2 separate regions of the Homo sapiens genome follow, and region 2 is linked to region 1. Evidence: read pairs that join two places in POLR2A ChIA-PET (ENCODE). Cell type or tissue: A673. All regions are shown on one strand. Links, peaks and the distances in the headings refer to the core of each region. The heading gives the core; the rest is flanking DNA.

Region 1 (2,915 bases), core at 324-2,823:
ACATGAAGAAGGTTCTCTTTCAAAAGGAAGGTGTTTGGAAGATTTCAGATTCTTTAACTTGACTCTGTGAGTCTCCCCAGGGTCTTCTAAAGGCGTAAGTTTTGATGGAGGCCATTGGAAATAACCTTCCTGAATTTGGTCCTCACATAGTTCAATTCATTGTTTGAAGGTCACTCAGTAGTGCATGTACCTGAATTTTACTTTCCCTGACACATGACAAAGACATCTATAATCTGGAATTAATTCTAATTAACTTCCAAGGCTTTACATGAGGCCTAAGTATCCCTTGAATATGGTATGACAAACACACAAGCTTTTGAGACTGTATAAGCTTCATTTATATGGAGTTTATTTCACAGCCTCACCTATCTAGAGTACTACAGACAACCAGGAAAGAAACACATGGGATCAAAAGCTGAGGGAGGTGTCATAAAGCCCAGGCACTCATCCTGTAGAAAATGCTACAGGACTCTGTAATCCCAGCACTTTGGGAGGCCAAGGCGGGTGGATCACGAGGTCAGGAGATCGAGACCATCCTGGCTAACACGGTGAAACCCCATCTCTACTAAAAACACAAAAAATTAGCTGGGCGTGGTGGCGGGCGCCTGTAGTCCCAGCTACTCGGGAGGCTGAGGCAGGAGAATGGCATGAACCCGGGAGGCGGAGCTTGCAGTGAATGAAGATTGGGCCACTGCACTACAGCCTGGGCGACAGAGTGAGACTCCGTCTCAAAAAAAAAAAAAAAAAAGAAAATGCCAAAGGACCAACTCAGTATTTTCCACATTCCTACTCTACCTGATTATTATAAACTTCATAATCCTGCTTCCCAACTCACTGCAGATTGGAAGCAGGAAATAAAAGACAGGGGCACTCCAAGCTAAAAGTACAAGGAGTAATTATTAACATATTAGCCAGGTGTGGTAGCGTGCACCTGTCATCCCAGCTATTTGGGAGGCTGAAATAAGAGAACTGCTTGAGGCCAGGAGTTTGAGACCAGCCTGATAACACAGCAAGACTCCATCTCAAAAAATATAAAATAAAAAGAAGCAATTATTGACATATTGAGATGGAGGAAAGATATTAACCATCCTCCTTCAAACAAAAATAAAGTATAATACTTCTTACACTTTACAAAGGTGTTTTTAAAACTCTATTTTTTTTAATTAATTATTTTTTTTTGAGATGGAGTCTGGCTCTGTTGCCCAGGCTGGAGTGCAGTGGCGTGTCTCGGCTCACCGCAAGCTCCGCCTCCTGGGTTCACGCCATTCTCCTGCCTCAGCCTCCCGAGTAGCTGGGACTACAGGCGCCCACCACCATGCCTGGCTAATTTTTTTTGTATTTTTAGTAGAGACAGGGTTTCACCGCGTTAGCCAGGATGGTCTCGATCTCCTGACCTCGTGATCTGCCCACCTCGGCCTCTGAAAGTGCTGGGATTACAGGCGTGAGCCACCGCGCCCAGCCTTTAAAACTCTACTAAAAACTACATAAACTATAAAAAAAGACAACATGTGCATTCAAAAACTTAATAGGCCGGGGTTGTCTGGTGTTGGGGCATGTATCCATGCTTAGTGTTGAGGCAAGGATTCATTAAGTGAATCCTGAAGCTATTACTTTTTTTTTTTTTTCAGATGGAGGCTTGCTCTTGTCACCCAGGCTGGAGTGCAGTGGCGCAATCTTGGCTCACTGCAACCTCCACCTCCCGGGTTCAAGCAATTCTCCTGCCTCAGCCTCATGAGTAGCTGGGATTACAGGCGCCCACCACCACGCCCAGCTAATTTTTGTGTTTTTAGTAGAGACGGGGTTTCACCATGTTGCCCAGGCTGGTCTCAAACTCCTGACCTCAGGTGAGCCACCCGTCACGGCCTCCCAAAGTGTTGGGATTACAGGTGTGAGCCATCGCGCCCGGCCTTGAGGGTATTACTCTTACAACACAGAAGAAAAACTAATGGGTCAGGAGATTTGAAATGATCAAGAACAATCTAGTTGTATTTAATACACTCTTGTATATGATAAAACTAAAATTTTAAATCCCCAATGGTCAAGCTTTTTTTTTTTTTTTTTTTTTTTTTGGTCTACCATTAAATGGGGCAAAAGATCCAGGTATTAAACAATTTTATGGGCTTTTGCAGTGGCTCACACCTGTAATCCCAGCACTTTGTGAGGCCAAAGCGGGCTGATTGCCTGAGCTCAGGAGTTTGAGACCAGCCTTAGCAACACGGTGAAATCCCATCTCTACTAAAAAAATTTACTCTGGGAGGCTGAGGTGGGCGGATCACAAGGTCAGGAGATCGAGACCATCCTGGCTAACGTGGTGAAACCCCGTCTCTATTAAAAATACAAAAAATTAGCCAGGCGTGGTGGCGGGCGCCTGTAGTCCCAGCTACTCGGGAGGCTGAAGCAGGAGAATGGTGTGAACCCGGGAGGCGGAGCTTGCAGTGAGCCAAGACTCCGTCTCCAAAAAAAAAAAAAATGTAGCTGGGCGTGGTGGCAGTGCCTGTAGTCCCAGCTACTCAGGAGGCTGAGGCAGGAGAATCGCTTAAACCCAGGAGGTGGAGATTGCAGTGAGTTGAGATCACGCCACTGCACTCCAGCTTGGGTGACAGAGCGAGACTCTGTCTCTGAAACAAAAAATTTTTTTTACGAACGTGGGTCATGGATAATGCTAGATGAATGACGATATTATCGTAGGTTCATTCTTTCCTAGACATTTTGTCATTTGAATCTCACAATATTCATGTGACACAGTCAAGGCAGAGACCCTACCTCAAAATTGAAAGGTGAGAGGTAGAAAAAGCATGCACCAGGACTCTGACTGGACTCATCAGAGCCCAGCAAGCCTGCCTGGCTCAGGCCCACTTCCCTCTTGGTCTGACCCCTCAGGGAAATCCCTTGCTGCTGGAAGTCAAATCCTCAAC
Region 2 (2,915 bases), core at 259-2,758, 150 kb after region 1:
CTTGGTGATCCTCTGGGAGGGCCAGGGCCAGCTTGCAGGGAGACCAGTTCTCTATCAAAATTTCTTCAGGTCCTGGACATAAACCATTTCAATCTATTCCAGCAAATGGGGGAGAAAGACTGACTTCCCTCTCCTCCAAAGCCACTCTTTGATCCCAGTTGATAACATCTTCTTTAAGCCATACATGCCAGTGTAGTGAGCAGATGGAGCTGAGAAGCATTGCTCAGTATTTAGTATTAGAGGTGTGTGCATGGGCAGTTGTGGTTGGTTTGTTCACGTGCACATGGAACAGCTTACAGGGAACAATAGGTGCATGGAGTCATATTGAAGAAGACATGGTCTCTGCCTCCAGGTAATGCATATTCACATAAATTACTGCTAAACACAATTTAAAACTTGAAAATCATTCAAATCTATGTTTGAGGACCCACAAAATACACACAAAACTGGAATTTTAATTTGTTACTCCAAATCCCAAGTGGAACAGCTTTGCATATGAGGACGGAAGGGATGGAGCAGCTCGCTGGGGAATGTGTGGATTCGTGCTTCTCTGCTATGTGGAAAGTATGGTTAAGAGTGAAGGCCCCAGGGCTGGGTATGGTGGCTCACTCCCGTAATCCCAGCACTTTGGGAGGCTGAGGTGGGCGAATCACCTGAGGTCAGGAGTTCGAGACCAGCCTGGCCAGCATGGCGAAAACCTGTCTCTACTAAAAATACAAAAATTAGTTGGGCATGATGGCGGGTGTCTGTGGTCCCAGCTACTTGGTAGGCTGAGGCAGGAGAACTGCTTGAATGCTTGAACCTGGGAGGTGGAGGTTGCAGTGAGCTGAGATCGCGCCACTGCACTCTGGCCTGAGCGACGGAGTAAGACTCTGCCTCAAAAAAAAAAAAAAAAAAAAAAAAGAGTGAAGGCCCTAGAACCGACATGTAAGGGTTTAAATTCCAGCTCTGTCAGTTACCAGCTGTGTGGCCTTGGGCAAATACAGAAACTTTATTTGCTATAGTTTCCTAATTTTTACAATGGGGGATAATGGTAATCCAATGACATGATGTTGTTGTATAAATTAAATGAGTTAATAAATATGAAATGCTTCAAATAGTGCCTGACACACTGAGCACTCCAGTAACAGTAACAGTTACTCTTAATACCTGCCCTAAGAAGTATTGGTGGGAACTATATTCAAGGACTATAAATCTTTTTAAGTTACTCAAAATCAAAACCCTTTGTAAATCATTTTACCCCTCCACATCCTCACTGTGAACGTAATAGCAATGTATGTTTAATTATATACTGACCATTCTCCATTGCAAGGATAAACAGCTTAAACAAGAGGAATCTCCGTGAGTTCCTCCTGCACTAGACACAGCATATTTTCTAACTTAATCCTCACAACCACCTTAGGATATGGATATTATTATCTCTAATTTATGATAAACTAAAACTATTGTTTAAGGTTAATTACCTTGTCTAAGCTCACATCTAGTAAGTGATTGACCTGGGCTGGGAACTGGGTTTTTGTGACCCCAGAGTCCACGAGACAGATTTTCAGGTGAATAAGATTCAAAGAATTAAAAAAATTTTGAAACCAGTTGTGTAGATCTTTATATCAGAAAAAAATTCCCAGCTCAGTTTCTGGTAGCTTAGAGGCAGCAATTTCTTGTGTTCATTTCTTGGGAAAGACGTGTCAAGTCAAGTTGGCTGTGGTCCCAGTTTCTACCGAGTTGTAGAAGCTATGTTGTTTTTTGAGCTAGATCAGCTGTGAGCATTTGACATTCTGAGACATAAAGTCAATATAGAAGAGAACCTCCCCTCTCACTGTTTATTCTCTGCTACGATTGTAAATGTCTCCCAGCTTTCTGCCATTTCCAAAGCATTTACTTTTGTTCAGAAAAAAAAAAAAATCCCAGAAATTAAAGGCCCAGACTAAACAGCATTCATTTATTTAAAACATTACGTAGATATAACCTGTCACTTCACTTTGCTTAAAACCCACCAGTGGCTTCCTGCTACACTTGGAATAAGCCCAAATACTTCATCATGGTGCAGGGGTCCTTGCTCATTTTGCTGCCAAGCCTCTATCCCTACTTTTCTAGAAATAGCACTCAAATTGGATTCAGTGGCTGGAATTCTAAGTGGTGATGTCCTGCCCTCCCTCAGCTAAGAGGTAGACCCAGGATACAAGCAAAACCAGACACCATCTTTCTGGAATTAAATCTTGAGCAGTGAGACAATAAAATGAGGATGAGCTGGAGCTTTTGCGCCCCCTTGGCAGTCTCTGATAAGACCCGATATTCATCAGTTCCTGCTACCTTGATCCCCAGAGCTGCCCTCGTTCCCATCTTTCTGAGCTGCCCCATGTCTTTCTCGCATATTCCTTCTATGCCTTTAGGTCAGCCACAGTCAGGTTGGGTGTTTTTGTAGCCAAAGATTCCTATCTGGCACACCTGCCTGGCAGGGCCTCCCTGCAGTGGTCCCTCAGTGTCTGCGGGGGCATTGGTTCCAGGACCTCCCTGAGATACTGAAATTCACAGATACTCAAGTCCCTGATATAAAATGGTGTAGCATTTTCATATAACCTCAGCAGGCTGGGCTCTCCACCCTCCTTCCTCTCACTGCATGCACCTCACCCTCACTAACTCTTTGACTTACTGGGCTTGTTCCCGCCTCAAGGCCTTTACCCCTTCCCTTGGTCTTGGCTTCTTCAACCCAAATATAACCCCTTCAGAGAGGTAATTGCTGACTTTTCCATATCTCTCTATCTCATAGCCTGTTGGATTTCCTGTGTTGTATTTATTAAGACTTAAAATGATTTTGATCTTTACTTATTATTTCCCTATTTGAATATCAGCTCTAAGAACGTAGGGACCTTGTCTATTTTATTCACTGGTATTCCCAGTAATAGCATTGTTACAAC

Evidence for each region. Peaks named below come from ENCODE experiments on the same cell type or tissue, not always from the same donor. Only the 100,000 strongest peaks of a DNase experiment are listed, where the experiment ranks them.
Region 2: POLR2A ChIA-PET joins it to region 1 with 13 read pairs; 4 of 35 experiments call an interaction of 5 or more read pairs at or near these places.

The regions. Positions count from the first base shown.
Region 1 is chr14:50,809,501-50,812,415 of GRCh38, forward strand. All of the region lies in intron 3 of NIN (ninein), which reads right to left. Among named protein-coding and RNA genes, the nearest start is that of NIN, 20 kb to the right of the region's middle. In A673, for the core only: no CTCF peak of the experiment used is centred there; no DNase peak of the experiment used is centred there.
Region 2 is chr14:50,963,159-50,966,073 of GRCh38, forward strand. No RefSeq gene overlaps it. Among named protein-coding and RNA genes, the nearest start is that of PYGL, 20 kb to the left of the region's middle. In A673, for the core only: no CTCF peak of the experiment used is centred there; a DNase peak (open chromatin) is centred at 1,713.